2 separate regions of the Homo sapiens genome follow, and region 2 is linked to region 1. Evidence: read pairs that join two places in POLR2A ChIA-PET (ENCODE). Cell type or tissue: A673. All regions are shown on one strand. Region 1 overlaps STAG1 (STAG1 cohesin complex component). Region 2 overlaps STAG1 (STAG1 cohesin complex component).

What was found. ChIA-PET counts read pairs that join two places held together with the same protein. Peaks named below come from ENCODE experiments on the same cell type or tissue, not always from the same donor. Only the 100,000 strongest peaks of a DNase experiment are listed, where the experiment ranks them.
Region 2: POLR2A ChIA-PET joins it to region 1 with 17 read pairs; 6 of 35 experiments call an interaction of 5 or more read pairs at or near these places.

What each region holds. Positions count from the first base shown.
Region 1 is chr3:136,340,309-136,348,308 of GRCh38, forward strand. STAG1 (STAG1 cohesin complex component) reads right to left here. Exons shown (of 34, transcript NM_005862.3): 30 at 3,524-3,698; 31 at 1,133-1,243; 32 at 183-297. Among named protein-coding and RNA genes, the nearest start is that of PCCB, 94 kb to the left of the region's middle. In A673, no CTCF peak of the experiment used is centred here; a DNase peak (open chromatin) is centred at 3,643.
Region 2 is chr3:136,393,565-136,401,564 of GRCh38, forward strand. STAG1 (STAG1 cohesin complex component) reads right to left here. Exons shown (of 34, transcript NM_005862.3): 22 at 5,185-5,265. Among named protein-coding and RNA genes, the nearest start is that of PCCB, 150 kb to the left of the region's middle. In A673, no CTCF peak of the experiment used is centred here; no DNase peak of the experiment used is centred here.

The DNA.
Region 1 (8,000 bases):
ACGGGGTTTCTCCATATTGGTCAGGCTGGTTTCGAACTCCCGACCTCAGGTGATCCACCCACCTCAGCCTCCCAAAGTGCTGGGATTACAGGTGTGAGCCACCATGCCCGGCCTAAGAGGATCATCTTACACCAATGCCCCCACATATTTTAACAAAAGAAAAATATAGTGAATTTCTCTACCAGATCAATAACCATGGTGTCCTCAAATTCTTCATTCATATCTTCTAACTGGCTTCGGGATGACATCATCACATCTTCAAAGATGGGCTCAGCATCTTCCTCCATTAGACCCCGACTGGTAAGAAAAAGGTATTGTCAGAAAGCTCATCAGACTCCACCATTTGGAGTCCTGGCTGTTTCTCAGATTAAAGTTATTCTAACCAAGTGAAGTATACCTTCTAATCATGACCTACAGACTACACAAATTAGACTGAATTCCAAGACAATTAAGAATCATTCCTTTGGTTCATTCAAGATTTCATCTCACATATCAAAAGGAAGTACAATTCAATAATAACGGTTGTTAACATTTATTTATGTGTCAATTACCCTAAAAATCTTATTGGTAGTATTATCCCAATTTTACAAATGAGGAACCTGAAGCACAGATTTTTTTGAGACGGCGTCTTGCTCTGTCGCTCAGGCTGGAGTGCAGTGGCGTGATCTTGACTCACTACAACCTCCGCCTCCTGGATTTAAGCGATTCTCCTGCCTCACCCTCCTGAGTAGCTGGGATTATAGGCGCCCACCACCATGCCCGGCTAATTTTTTGTATTTTTAGTAGAGACGGGGTTTCACGATGTTGGCCAGGCTGGTCTTGAACTCCTGACCTCAAGTGATCCGCCCGCCTCGGCCTCCCAAAGTGCTGGGATTACAGGCGGAGCCACCGCGCCTAGCCAGCACAGATGTTTTAGAGCTTGTCCAAGGCCATGCAGCTGCCAAGTGGCAGAGCTAGGATTTAAATGCTGAAAGTGTTAAGAACTCACACCCTCCTTTCCTATGCTGCATAGCATATCACGAATTATAATTTTAACTCCTAAGACCAAACATCAAAGAAACCCAAGTCATTTCACAAAATGATGGGCATCACATAGTTGTTATGTTCTTGTGATACTCCATGTAACACTTACACAGCATGCCTCACTCCAGTTCTCACTTTCATGTAGTTCATTCCTGTTCTGTCCTTCCGATTTAAGTCTTCTAACTTCGGCTGGCCTAACCAAGAGATCTGCATCTGAGGACTAAGAGAGGGTACTATTATTAATTTTGTAGCAGCAGATGATGAATTTAGCTAATGAGCCCCAAGCTAAGAAAGCCAAGGTAGGTTTACTTAATCCCATGTTGGAGGAATTAGCTGGATTTATTCTGGTGCCTTTTTATAAAAAAGGCAATAAGTTGCCCAAAGATATCTGTAAGTCTCCAAGAGAAGCTGGCTGAGGCTAATTGTTAGATGCTTAAACTATCAACCAAATCTCTGCCAAACAAGGGTTCTCAGACCTCTGTTTTGGGCTGGTGCCGCACTCACAGGTGTACCTAGCTGGACAGCAGATCCCCAACTAACAGAAATTATGTTGGCTTGGCAGCTGAAAGTTCTCCAGAATTCAACAAGGAAGAATATAGCATCTTTTCCTCAGTCTTTATGGAGTCAAATCTGCACTTGTACTCTAAACTTATTGGCACATGGAAGTGTGTGTAAACATGCCTCTAAGGAATTTTTTTTTTTTTTTGAGATGGAGTCTTGCTCTGTCATCCAGGCTGGAGTGCAGTGGCACAATCTTGGCTCACTGCAACCTCCGCCTCCCTGGTTCAAGGGATTCTTCTGTCTCAGCCTCCCGAGTAGCTGGGACTACAGGCGTGCACCACCACACCCAGCTAATTTTTTGTATTTTTAGTAGACATGGGGTTTCACCATGTTAGTTAGGATGGTCTCGATCTCCTGACCTTGTGATCCACTTGCCTCGGCCTCCCAAAGTGCTGGGATTACAGGCATGAGCCACCGCGCCCAGCCAGGAATTTTTTTTTTTTAAGACAGGTTCTCACTCTTGTCACCCAGGCTGGAGTGCAGTGGCATGATCTCAGCTCACTACAACCTCTGCCTCCCAGGCTCCAGTGCTGCTCTCACCTCAGCCTTCCGAGTAGCTGGGATCACAGGCATGCGCCACCACACCTGGCTAATTTTGTGGTGGTGGTGTTGAGACAGAGTCTGTGTCACCCAGGCTGGAGTGCAGTGGCGCGATTTTGGCTCACTGCAACCTCTGCCTCCCGAGTTCAAGCAATTCTCATTCCTTAGCCTCCTGAATAGTTGGGATCACAGGCGTGTGCCACCATACCCATACATTTATAGGATGTAAACTTTAGTGGTTTTTTAGCCAATACAAACTGTCACATGAAGTTGTCTCTAAGTAGCTGTCTTTATATCATGTGGGGCCACCACCTTGATTAAACCTATAAACCTGGAGCAGGGAAAAGAAGGCAGACCATGGCCACAGGGAATGACAAATGGTAGGGTCAGAGGGGCAAGGCAGGCTGCTAAAACAAGGAGAAACCCACCCTGTAGGAAGAGGGGTGGGGATATTGGTTAGGTCACCCATCTTCGGATGCTTGCCATAAGGCAAACCACCTTCTAGGATACTTGGCAGCACAAGAATGCCCAGTTATACCATGGGTGACAGTGAGTATCCTCTTGGGTTTGAAGGCTGATCCCTTAGAGCAAAGGGATCATGAAAACCCAGGATTTGATACTTCTAACACTGTCTCTATTTTCAACCTAACTAAATTTGTTGAGTTCAAATGAGAGTTCTCCCTCTTATCCATCAGAGTAATTCACAGCATTACCCAACTATACACAGAAACACAAGTGAGGAGCTCAAAGAATTTCAAAGTTGGATGGAAAACAACAATAAGATTTTTATAAGCAAAACACGCCATCACCCTCTGCCTTCTCTACAATTTTCAGAGGTCTGTGTACTAGAAAACATTTTAATTACTAGCATGGAGGAAAGGTAAGACCTTGATTTTCTCTTTGAGGGCAACTATTCTCAGAATTTATCAAGTAAGATCTTAAAAATTCTTAATCCATGAGAAGTTTGAGTTTAAAATGTAACAAGACAAAATATTAATTAAATGGATGATAAAGCTAAATACAGTCTATTTATTTGGTGTCCAGACTACTGACAACTTAATATAGGCTCTTACAGGTTTTCTTGCCTAGGAAGTAACCTGCATTTCTTGGTAAGTCCCTGAGAAGAAACAGACCTGCCCAATGAAAATGCACATGCCAACTGAAATTAGCACCTGGTGAGACACCGTACATTTAAAGGTCTGTAAACTTCCAGGAACTGGTATCTTCAACAATGTTTACAGACTTTTTATAGCTCTTCTCACATGAAGTGTTTACCCTCCGTTTGTGGCTTATCATGAACTGACCAGCAATATGTTCTGATGAACAAATAAAGTTTTTCTTAAATAGTTTTACTTTCTTTAAAGGCTTTTTGTGAAAAAGACAAATTTTTGCTACTTACTTGTGTAAAAAGTCTGGTTCAGAACCATGTTCAGACTCAGGTTCTTGAATCTGGTCTCCCATGGGCCGACTGTTCTCCCGCAGTACAGTGGATGTGAGTTGTGGTGCTGGCAGGGGGCCAGGAGTCTGAATCATGGTGTCAGTCCTGTTTAGCCATGTGTTATCCAGACTCTCATCTGTAAAATTCCAGTTAAGGTCACACAATGTCGTGGGTGGAGTGAACTCTGGTAGCAGTCATAGCATAGACTTGTGAAGAGTGTGGCTCTGCAGTCAGACTGCCCACTTTAAATCTCAGTTCCACCACTTACTTACATGACTTTGTGTAAGTCATTAAACTTCCAAAGTTGAGTTTTCTCATACATACAATGGGGATGCATTACCTAACCTCACGAAGTTGTAGGGACTAAATGAGGTAATGTATGTAACCACTGAATGTTAGCTATCATCACATCATCATCTCTTTAAGTCCCTCCATCTCTAAAGATTCATTCATCCTAGAAGGGGAAGATTGCAGCCAGCCAGAGACCTCTCCTCTTTTCTTTGTTCAAGCAATAAAGGGCCTATTTCCTGGGCCTCGTAGGGGTCCCAGGCAGTAGCAATTAAAGTCTGACTGGCTTTTGTGGAGAAATAAGCAAATCCCCTTGCACAACTAGACACTGGTCAGTAACTTCTTGCCAGGTTATACATGTGGAGATGGGTTGAAAGGTTCACCATTTTCATGCCTCTGTACTTCAGGGAAGCCTTCCCTGATTACCCCTACCCAACCCCCCACTTACCATTCTTTGTTTAAACTTTTTTTTCAAGACGGAGTCTCACTCTGTCGCCCGGGCTGGAGTGCAGTGGCGTGATCTCGGCTCACTGCAACCTCCGCCTCCCAGGTTCAAGCGATTCTCCTGACTCAGTGTCTCGAGTAGCTGGGATTACAGGTGCCCGCCACCACGCCCAGCTCATTTTTATATTTTTAGGAGAGACGGGGTATCATTATGTTGGCCAGTCTGGTCTCGAACTCCTGACCTCAGGTGATCCGCCCACCTCGGCCTCTCAAAGTGCTGAGATTATAGGCATGAGCCACCACGCCCAGGCTTCTCTTTTAATTTCTAGAGGAAATACAGTCATTCATACTCACTTAGGACTTAATTATACACTATACTGCATTAGCAGGTTACGTAATTTGTCATGTATATAAATTATCTCTGTAAAACTTAAGTTTTCCAGGGGCTACGAACTGTTTTTCTTTCAGAACTTATGAAAATGGTTTATAAATATATATATATTTTTTGAGACAGCGTCTCACTCTGTCGCAGGCTGTAGTACAGTGGCACGATCTTGGCTCACTTCAACCTCCGCCTCCTAAGTTCAAGTGATTCTCCTGCCTCAGCCTCCCAAGTAGCTGGGATTACAGGCATCTGCCATCATGTCCAGCTAATTTTTGTATTTTTAGTAGAGATGGGTTTCACCATGTTGGCCAGGCTGAAATGGAACTCCTGACCTCAAGTGAGCAGCCCACCTCAGCCTCCCAGAATGCTGGGATTACAGGTGTAAGCCACCAGCTAAGATGGTTTATAAAGATTTGAGCAGATTAAAGCATTATTTACAAACTGTCCTGATAAAATATTACCTAGTTGTTTTTTTTTTTTTTTTTTTTTTTGAGATGGGGTTTTGCTATGTTGCCTAGGCTGATCTCAAACTCCTGAGCTCAAGCGATCCACCCATCTCCCAAAGTGCAGAAATTAAAGGCATAAGCTACTATGCCCGGCCAAGTTTCTACCTATAAAAATTCTAAATTATTCTAATATGATAAGGCTTCTTAAAAAGTATTACTGCTTTGGTTTTCCTTCTGAAGAATTTTAATCCCAATACATAGTATGAATCCTGTTGCTTTTCCTCTCAAGTCTCAGAGATGTGTGTGTTAGGTTCCTCTTTTGCCATCGAGCATCCTGTTTCTCCTCGTATTTCTCAGGTTTCTGATATTTTTTTAGACCTGTACATTCTAGATGGGCTTTTCTGTGCCTGGAAATACCTACCCATTGTCTGGTTAAAGTAATTCCTCTGATCTGAAGCTCACTACTCAATCTCTTCTTAGTTAACAAAGACACATTTCATCATCTTCTATTCATAACACATTTCATTCAACATTTAATTCAAAACTTTTATTCTCTACCACACTTAAAATTTTATGATAAAAAGATTATTATCACTTAAGTTCTGAACCTGGTAAACTCGTCTGTCAGCTGTCTACTACATGTCATCTTTTCCAGAAAATCTTCCTGTATTCATTAAAAGTTTGGTCACTGTCTATATGTTCCCACAACCTCCTGTGTTTGGCACATCAGAGCATTGACCATGGTGAAATCAAACAGCCTGTTTCTGTTCTCTATCTGCACTCACAGCATATTAATACTTAATCTGTAGTACTTAGCACAGTTCTTAGGAAGGCGCTTGGTAGAAACTCACTGAATGAATGGATAACTCCAGGGAGAACTCTCATCTTAAATAGAAATAGATACTTCTAATCCTTTAAAGATTCCTCAATGAAAATATTTCTTTTAATACTTTCTCATTTTCATCTCTGAAGGATGAAACTCTGCAGCCTAAGGGTTCTGTGCATGCAACCCATCTTAGTCATTTTGTAAATCTCAAATTGACAAAAAAGTTTTCTTTTTTTAATTTAAACAAATTAGGTTATCTGGTTCCACACAAGCTTCTCTTAATCTTGAAAATAATATTGACTGTACCACTAATGAACATTATGGATAGTTAAAATCTCTAAGCTTTAGTTTCTTTTGTGAAAAATTTAGATAACAGTGTTGACTTATAAGACATTTATACACTTATACGTCATTCGCTATGTGCCAGAGACTGACTTAAGTGCTTTATAAATATGTCAAATAAATGATTAAATGATATAACGCATGTTAAAACATATTCCTAGTACCTAGCAAAAATTTGATGAATGTTGGCTAATAAGAATATTACATTGAAGAATGGCTAGGCGCAATGGCTCATGCCTGTAATCCTAGCACTTTGGGACACTGAGGCATGTGGATCGCTTGAGTCCAGGAGTTCAAGACCAGCCTGGGCAACAAGGTGAAACCCTGTCTTTACGAAAAATACAAAAATTAGCTGGGTGTGGTGGCACATGCCTGTAGTCCCAGCTACTTGGGGGCTGAGGTGGGAGGATTGCTTGAGCCAGGGAGGTTGAGGCTGGACAAGACCCCAGCCTGGGCGACAGAGTGAGACCCTGTCTCATTAAAAAAAAAAAAAAAGAAAAGAAAAACAAAAGGCCAGGTGCAGTGGCTCATGTCTATAATCCCAGCACTTTGAGAAGCCAAGGTGGGTGGACCTACTTGAGGTCAGGAGTTCGAGACCAGCCTGGCCAACATGGTGAACCCCTATCTCTACTAAAAATACAAAAATTAGCTGGGCGTGGCGGTGGGCACCTGTAATCCCAGCTACTTGGGAGGCTGAGGCAGGAGAATTGCTTGAACCTGGGAGGTTGAGGTTGCAGTGAACCAAGATCACACCACTGCACTCCAGCCTGGGTGACAGAGGGAGATCCTGTCTCAAAAAAAAAAAAAAAAAAAAAAAGGAAATGCCTGTAGTCATTCTTTAGAGAAAAGTCCAGGATCCTACAGTACAAAGACAAGATTTTATATTTTCTTTCTCTGGACTTTTAAAAAAGACTTTAAGTCCCAAAGCTGTAATTTGAAAGGAAATCTTAAACTTTGTGGAGATTTTGTTAAACTTGAACAGTAACATTTATATTAATTCTTTTATTCCTTTTGAAATATAGATGCTTTGAGCTGGAGCTGCAAGGTTAAAAAAAGAAAAGGAATACAGATGCTGCCTAATTTACTGACTGATGCTAGATAGATATGAGGCATTACTATACAATGATAACGTTCAGATAATTTATTGAATGCTACCTATGTGCCAAGCACTGTGCTCAGTACTGTGTGTATACTAAGTAGTTTATTTGTAGTATCTAATATTCACGGGAACTGACAGGATAAATACTCTGCTAATCCTTCATTTGATGAATGATTTAAACTTAGAGAGGTTAAGTAATATGCTCAAAGGTTGCATAGCTGATAATGAGAAGGCCAGGTCTGAATTCTGGAACTCTCATGTTAGAATTTGTACTCCTCATCAACAGTCAATACTGTTTCCCCAATAATGAAAAGAATCATTAGATTTAAATTCTAATTAATTTTGCCACAGATTTTAGCAAAACCTTTATTAGTCATTTTTTTAGGCAGCACAGGTAAGATGCTGAAAGATAAGAAGTTATAAAAAGAACAAGAGAGAAGGCTCAGATCACAGACCTCCTCTTGGTTTGGAGAAAATTTATTAGAAGCATGAAGAAGGATGAAGATTATTTGAGAAAATAAGCATTTTTACTTTGAGGCTTCTCTTAGTAATTTTAACAGGAATGCTTTGTTTTAATAGAGCAATTTTTAGGTTTTTTTTTTTTTTTA
Region 2 (8,000 bases), 53 kb after region 1:
AACAAAGTCCCTTCCTACGCTTCATCTTTTTTTTTTTTTTTTTTTTTGAGACAGAGTCTCACTCTGTTGCCTAGGCTGGAGTGCACTGGTGTAATCTTAGGTCACTGCAATCTCTACCTGCTGTGGGTTCAGGCGATTCTCCTGCCTCAGACTCCCGAGTAGCTAGGACTACAGGCATGTGTCACTACACTTGGCTAATTTTTGTATTTTTAGTAGAGACAGGGTTTCACCATGTTGGTCAGGCTGGTCTCCAACTCCTGACCTCAAGTGATCTGCCCACCTTGGCCTCCCAAAGTGCTAGGATTACAGGCATGAACCACTGTGTCCAGCCTGAAACATGGATTTTTCTTTTTTTTGAGACGGAGTCTCGCTCTGTTGCCAGGTTGGAGTGCAGTGATGCAATCTTGGCTCACTGCAACCTCCGCCTCCTGGGTTCAATCGATTCTCCTGCCTCAGCCTTCTGAGTAGCTGGGACTACAGGGACATGCCCATGCCACCACGCCCAGCAAATTTTTGTATTTTTAGTAGAGACGGGGTTTCGCCATGTTGGTTAGGATAATCTCTATCTCTTGACCTCGTGATCCGCCTGCCTTGGCTTCCCAAAGTGCTGGAATTACAGGCATGAGCCACTGCACCCAGCTGAAACATGAATTTTTAAAGTTTGCATGTGTCTTAAAAATTCATGCTTTTGAAGATTATCACTTAGAGAACCATTTTAAAATTATAGACAGAACTGATGTACGATGACTACTGAATATACCCTGGACTTTTAAAGAAACTACCAACAACTTCAAAATGAGAAGAAATAACTTGAGAGACAAATACCTAAGTAAGAAAAATTCCACATATGCTATAAATGCACATAAAACTATAAATTGTAATTAACTGAATAAAACACATAAAAGATGCTGCAGCATTCTTTCTGGCATAAAGAAAATCAGTGGGTCACACCTGTAATCCCAGCACTTTGGGAGGCTGAGGCGGGTGGACTGCTTGAGTCTAGGAGTTTGAGACTAGCCTGGGTAATATGGTGAAACCCCATCTCTACAAAAAATATAAAAAAGTAGCCAGGCGTGGCTGGGTGTGGTGGCTCACACCTGTAATCCCAGCAATTTGGGAGGCGAAGACAGGCAATCCCAGCAATTTGGGAGGCGAAGACAGGCAGATCACCTGAGGTTGGGAGTTCGAGACCAGCCTGGCCAACACGGTGAAACCCCGTCTCTACTAAACATACAAAAATTAGCCAGGCATGGTGGTAGGCACCAGTAATCCCAGCTACTTGGGATGCTGAGGCAGGAGAATCGCTTGAACCTGGGAGGCGGAGACTGCAGTGAGCCAAGATCATGCCACTGCACTCTAGCGAGACTCTGTCTCAAAAAAAAAAAAAAAAAAAAAAATGTAGCTAGGCGTGGTGGCACACACTTGTAGTCCCAGCTACTTCAGGGGCTGAGGTGGGAGGATCACCTGAGCCCAGGAGGTTGAGGCCACAGTGAGCCGTGACAGTGGGCAACCAGGGTGAGACCCTGTCTCAAAAATAAAACAAAACAAAATCAGTTCTGGTAACAAAATCTGCATTGCCAATGAAATATGTAATATGACTAATACAAAAATAAAACTATCTTTTATTAGGAGAATGTGTCAGACAAAAAAGGCAAGGAATTTCAAAATAATTCTGCTGTAAAAAGATTAAAAAATAGAAAATATTCAAAGAAGTCGATTGAAGAATAGAGATTCTCATTCCAATTATGGAATATAGTTGTAAAAAGACAAAATTTAGGCTGGGCACAGTGGCACACACCTGTAATCCCAATACTTTGGGAGGCTGAGGTGGGTGGATCACTTGAGGTCAGGAGTCCAAGACCAGCCTGGCCAACGTGGTGAAACCCAGTCTCTACTAAAAATACAAAAAACCCGGGCATGGTGGCATGCGCCTGTAATCCCAGCTACCCTGGAGGCTGAGGCAGGAGAATCACTTGAACCCGGGAGGTAGAGGTTGCAGTGAGTCAAGATTGCACCACTGCACTCCTCCAGCCTAGGTGACAGAGTGAGACTCCATCTCAATTAAAAAAAAGACAAAATTTAAATTATTAATAGATTTACAAGGAGGAATTAACTATCAATTATGCTGAATTTTTACGGAATAACATATTCTAAATTTGCTAAATGCAATAATCAATATTTAGCCAAAATGCAAGTAACTCAACAAAAATGACGTCTGTGGGAAAAACTATCTAAAACTCAATCAGAAGGGTGAGAATAAAAGCAATTGTGTAAAATCATTAAACCCTTCCTATCAAATTTTAATATATAAATTCAATCTCCTTTGACTTTACTATATTAAATAACATTTCAAAAAAAGACAAGAGGCTCGCTCTGTCACCCAGGCTGGAATGCAGTGGCAAGATCTTGGCTCACTGCAACCTCTAGCTCCCAGGTTCAAGCGATTCTCGTACTTCAGCCTCCAAGTAACTGGAATTACAGATGTGCGCCATGATGCCCAGCTAACTTTGTATTTTTAGTAGAGACAGGGTTTCATCACGTTAGCCAGGCTGTTCTGGAATTCCTGACCTCAGGTGATCCGCCCACCTTGGTCTCCCAAAGTGCTACGATTACAGGCGTGAGCCGCCAGGCCCAGTGTAACACAGTTTTTTTTTTTTTTTTTTTTTTTTGAGACAGAGTCTCGCTCTGTCGCCCAGGCGGGGGTGCAGCCACGCGATCTCTCCGCTCACTTCAAGCTCCACTTCCTGGGCTCCGGCCATTCTCCTGCCTCAGCCTCCTGAGTAGCTGGGACTACAGGCGCCTGCCACCACGCCCGGCTAATTTTTTTGTATTTTTAGTATTGACAGGGTTTCACTACTGTGTTAGCCAGGATGGTCTCGATCTCCTGACCTTGTGATCCGCCCACCTCGGCCTCCCAAAGTGTTGGGATTACAGGCGTGAGCCACCGCGCCTGGCCTTTTTTTTTTTTTTTTTTTTTTTTTTGGAGACAGTCTCGCTCTATCGCCCAGGCTGGAGTGCAGTGGCATGATCTTGGCTCACTGCAACCTCCGCCTCCCGAGTTCAAGCGATTCTTCTGCCTCAGCCTCCCAAGCAGCTGGGACTACAGGCGCCTGCCACCACACCCAGCTAATTTTTGTATTTTTAGTAGAGACAGGGTTTCACCATATTGGCCAGGCTGGTCTCGAACTCTTGACCTTGTGATCTGCCCGCCTCGGCCTCCCAAAGTGCTGGGATTACAGGCGCGAGCCACCGCACCAGGCTGTAACACAGTTTTAAAGTGGCTTTCATTACTAATAAAAGGTTAACTGTTATTTTTGTTTTTCAAGACTGAAATTATTAATAAAAGAGAAAAACCAAGAGGCTAACCAATATATTACCATTCTTCTAATGAAAAAGAATTTAAAAATCCTACTACTTTCTAAATGCAGAGATCCTCAAATTGTTACTCAGAAAGGAAAAAAAATTCTTACTCTGAAAAAATAACACTCCATATCAAGCTGTTTGTTCTATATGCAAATGCATTACTCATCTTTACTGGTTAAACAGCTTGTTTTGTTAAGAGGAGATACACAAACATACTAATATCTTTATTTGGTTCTTTATCAAATGTTTACTTCTTAGTCATGTTCAGGCCTCTCATTACATGAAATAACTGAAACATTTATATTTGTGTCAGATAATTCCAATGTGAAGTATTTTTTGTCTGATTCTCTTCATGGTTGTTTTCATGAGTGATATTTTTGCTGTGAGCTCATTTTGCTTAAGGTTTTACTTGTGGAAAATTCTTTAAGGCAAGTTCCTTCAGAAGATATTTAGATTTGATTCTGTTAGGTGGTTGGGGATTACCACCATTATAGAACACTTAATCAAAATCTCAACTTTTTTTCTTTCTTTTTTTTTTACCATCAAAATAGTATGAATTCAGGTGAAAACCTATGCAAAAGCTAAGTCATAAACTTTCATGGGAGATTTATTTTTCCCCATTTTAATCAATGACAAATTTTAAGACAGACTCTTTTCCTTATAATCCCCCAGCCCCTGAAGGAAACTGGAGTGCGTTTATTTCTAGTTCACCCCTGTGGTAAGAGCAGGTCATTAGGATCCCAAAATTATCTGGGAGATGTGGCCACCTATGAGACATTCTATCCTGGATGGACCTTGAGAAACATCCTCAAGGTAAAGCAGGCTTCAGTGCTCTTTTTGGCTTTCTTGATCTTACTTTTTTTCATTTAATCCCTAGCCCACATTTTTCTTTGTTTTGCATGGTCATGGATACATTAAAATTCAAAAAAAAAAAATTTACCCAACATTTTAAGTTGTTTTTAACTTCAAGAGGGTTGTTCACTTTGTGTCTCTAGGTATCATACTACTATCTTTCAATGATGTTATTCTTTTTTTTGAGATGGAGTTTTGCTCTTGTTGCCCAGGCTGGAGTACAATGGCGCGATCTTGGCTCACTGCAACCTCTGCCTCCTGGGTTCAAGCGATTCTCCTGCCTCAGCCTCCTCAGTAGCTGGGATTACAGGCACCCAACACCACACCCGGCTAATTTTTGTATTTTTTTTTTTTTCAGACAAGAGTCTCACTCTGTCGCTCAGGCTGGAGAGCAGTGGCGTGATCTGAGCTCACTGCAACCTCTACCTCCCGGGTTCAAGTGATTCTCCTGCTTCAGCCTCCCAAGTAGCTGGGACTACAGGTGTGCATCACCATGCCCAGCTAATTTTTGTATTCTTAGTAGAGATGGAGTTTCACCATATTGGCCAGGCTGGTCTTGAACTCCTGACCTCAAGTGATCTGCCTACCTCGGCCTCCCAAAGTGCTGGGATTATAGGCGTAAGCCACCGTGCACGGCCTCAATGTTATTCTTTTTAATAGCATGTTACCTATCAGAGCTCTTGTGTCTACTACAGTGATTTTATATAAGAAGTTTTAATCCGTGTGTGTGTGTACATATATATACACACACATAACTATGTGTCTTTTGCTTGAAGATTTTGGCTCTTCCCAAAGAGGTAAATGTATACTTACTCATAAGATAAACCAAGAACTGGTAATAGTCATATATTTTATTAAATATTACAATAATTTATATTATACAATAACTGATAATAGTAAATTATTAAATAGTTAAGCAAGGTTATTATTTCAGTAATAACCCTTCTGCCTACAGAAACTCTTACTTACTTTGGAAGGAGAGCCATCAGTAATTTTCACCAACTGCCAAAGAATCGAATAATGGGAACACTGCAGTGCTTGCACGACTATCTGTATCAAATGAAAAAAAATTTTTTTAATGAAAAATTCAAAAAAATGAGATCATCTGTTTGCACCGTGCTAAGATAATATTTATCACAGTTGTTATTTTATAGTATAGCTTCAAGTCCAAATTTTTGTATAATTAATGAGAATGTATAAAATACTTGGTTAAAAAGGACAAACCAATGTATCAATCTGGAGAATAAAGACACAACATATGGGAATAAATACAGATTGAAATAGCACTATGTTTAAACAAAAATGTAGTGTCATGAATATTTTACTTAGTCAAATTTTTAAAAGGAGACTGATGAAATTATTTTTATCCAAATTTTATAGTTGAAATAACTGAATCTAAAATATTTACCCACATTTTATAAGAAAATTTCTACTTCTTTTAAAGTATTTTAATGTGAAAACAGTCATATCAAATATACATTTATGAGTATAAAGCTTAATGAATATAAAGCAAAAATACCTGTGTAACCACCACCCACATCAAGAAATAAAACATTGCCAGCACCTCCTCCCAATATAATTATCTTTCTTCTCCCAAGGGCAACAGTTATTATGGATTATTTGGGAATTGGTATATTTTAATTACCTAAGTCTGCATTCCTAGTTTTTTACGCATATCGTTGAACAGTACATAAACGTAATCATACCATATGTATTGAGTCTGACTTTTTTCATTTAACATTTATGTTTCAGATTTATTGATGTTGCATGTACCTAGAGTTCATTAGTTTTTAGTTCCGTGTAATATTTAGAATACTCCCTATTCGTCTATCATTGATAAACTTTTACACTGCTTTGAGTTTTAGGCCATTGTGGATCATATTGCGATTAACATGCTTATATATGTGTCTTGGTGCACTCTGCATGCATTTTTCTAGGGCAGAGGTTTTCAGAGTTTTTAGTTCTCAGGATCTCTTTATACTCTTAAAAGTTACTAAGAGTCCCAAAGAGTTTTTCCTTATGTGTGTTATATCTCTCAATACTATCATATTAGAAACTAAAACTAAGAAATGTTTATAAAATACTTATTAATTCACTTAAAAATTTATTACATAACAAATAATAAAACTTTCTGAAAAGAAACAAACTTTCTTTTTTTTTTGAGACAGGGTCTCACTTTGTCACTCAGGCTGGAGTGCAGTGGTGTGATCACGGCTCACTGCAGCCTCAGCCTCCCTGGCTCAGGTGGTCCTCTCGCCTCAGCCTCCCAAATAGCTGGGACTACAGGTATGCACCACCACATCTGGTTAATTTTTGTATTTTGAGTAGAGGCGGGGTTTCACCATGATGCGCAGGCTGGTCTCAAACTCCTGGACTCAAGCAATCCACCTGCCTTGGTGTCCCATACTGCTAGGATCACAGGTCTGAGCCACGGTAACCAATTATCAAAAATTTTCTTTTTTTTTTGAGACAGAGTCTTGCTCTGTTGCCCAGGCTGCAGTGCAGTGGCGTGATCTCGGCTCACTGCAAACTCCACCTACCGGGTTCAAACAATTCTCCTACCTCAGCCTCCTGAGTAGCTGGAACTACAGGCACACGCCTGACTAATTTTTTTGTATTTTAGTAGAGACGGGGTTTTGCCATGTTGCCCAGGCTGGTCTCGAACTTCTGAGATCAGGCAATCTGCCCACCTCTGCCTCCCAAAGTGCTAGGACCATAGGCGTGAGCCACCACGCCCGGCCGCAACATAAATTTTCTTTCTTTTTTTTTTTTTTGAGACGAAGTCTCGCTTTGTTGCCCAGGCGGGAGTGCAATGGCACTGTCTCGGCTCACTGCAACCTCCGCCTCCCGGGTTCAAGTGATTCTCCTGGCTCAGTTTCCCAAGTAGCTGGGATTACAGGCGCCTGCCACCACGCCTGGCTAATTTTTGTATTTTTAGTAGAGACAGGGCTTCACCATGTTGGCCACGCTGGTCTTGAACTGTTGACCTCATGATCCGCCCGCCTCAGCCTCCCAAAGGGTTGGGATTACAGGTGTGAGCCACCGTGCCTGGCCTCAAAATAAATTTTCTAAAGGAAAGAATATTTATTAAGAGTAGCACTGTTTTACATTTTTGCAAATCTCTTTAATGTCTGTCTTAATAGAAAACAACTGAATTTTCCTATCTGCTTTGCATTGTTACAATACATTGTTTTCATTGAAATATATGAAAAAATCCAGTCTCACAAAGTAGTTTGGGAAAAGAAGGTATAGTTTAATAACCTCTGTAGACAACATGAATATTCCTTGCTATGACACCAATACCCCACCTGTACACTTGCAAGAGAATGAGAGTGTAAAAAGGAAATAACATCTTGATCTTATTGTAAAAATAGTTTTGACTTCATGGACCTCTCCTGGAAACCGCCCATGGGTTCCCAGGCCACATTTTGAGAATATCAATATTATTAGGTATGTTTTATTGCAGTAAGATACATCAAGTATTCAAACAAAAATGTGGTAAAAAACCTATCCAAATTGGAGTTCTCTTTTACGTTGTAATCCTTAATCAATTTTACTTTCCTTAATTCTGATATTTGTCTCTCTGGAAAATAGGGACAAAATCCTATTCCTGATGCTCTAAGAATAGGACTTCTGGATCATACAGTATGTGTATGTACAATGTTATTAGATATTCTGAAACTGTTATTCAAAGTGTTTGTATCTACTAGTCATTGACAGTTGCTGGGTCTTCACATTTCTACCAACACTTGATATCAGATTGCTTAAGTTTGGGAATTCTATTA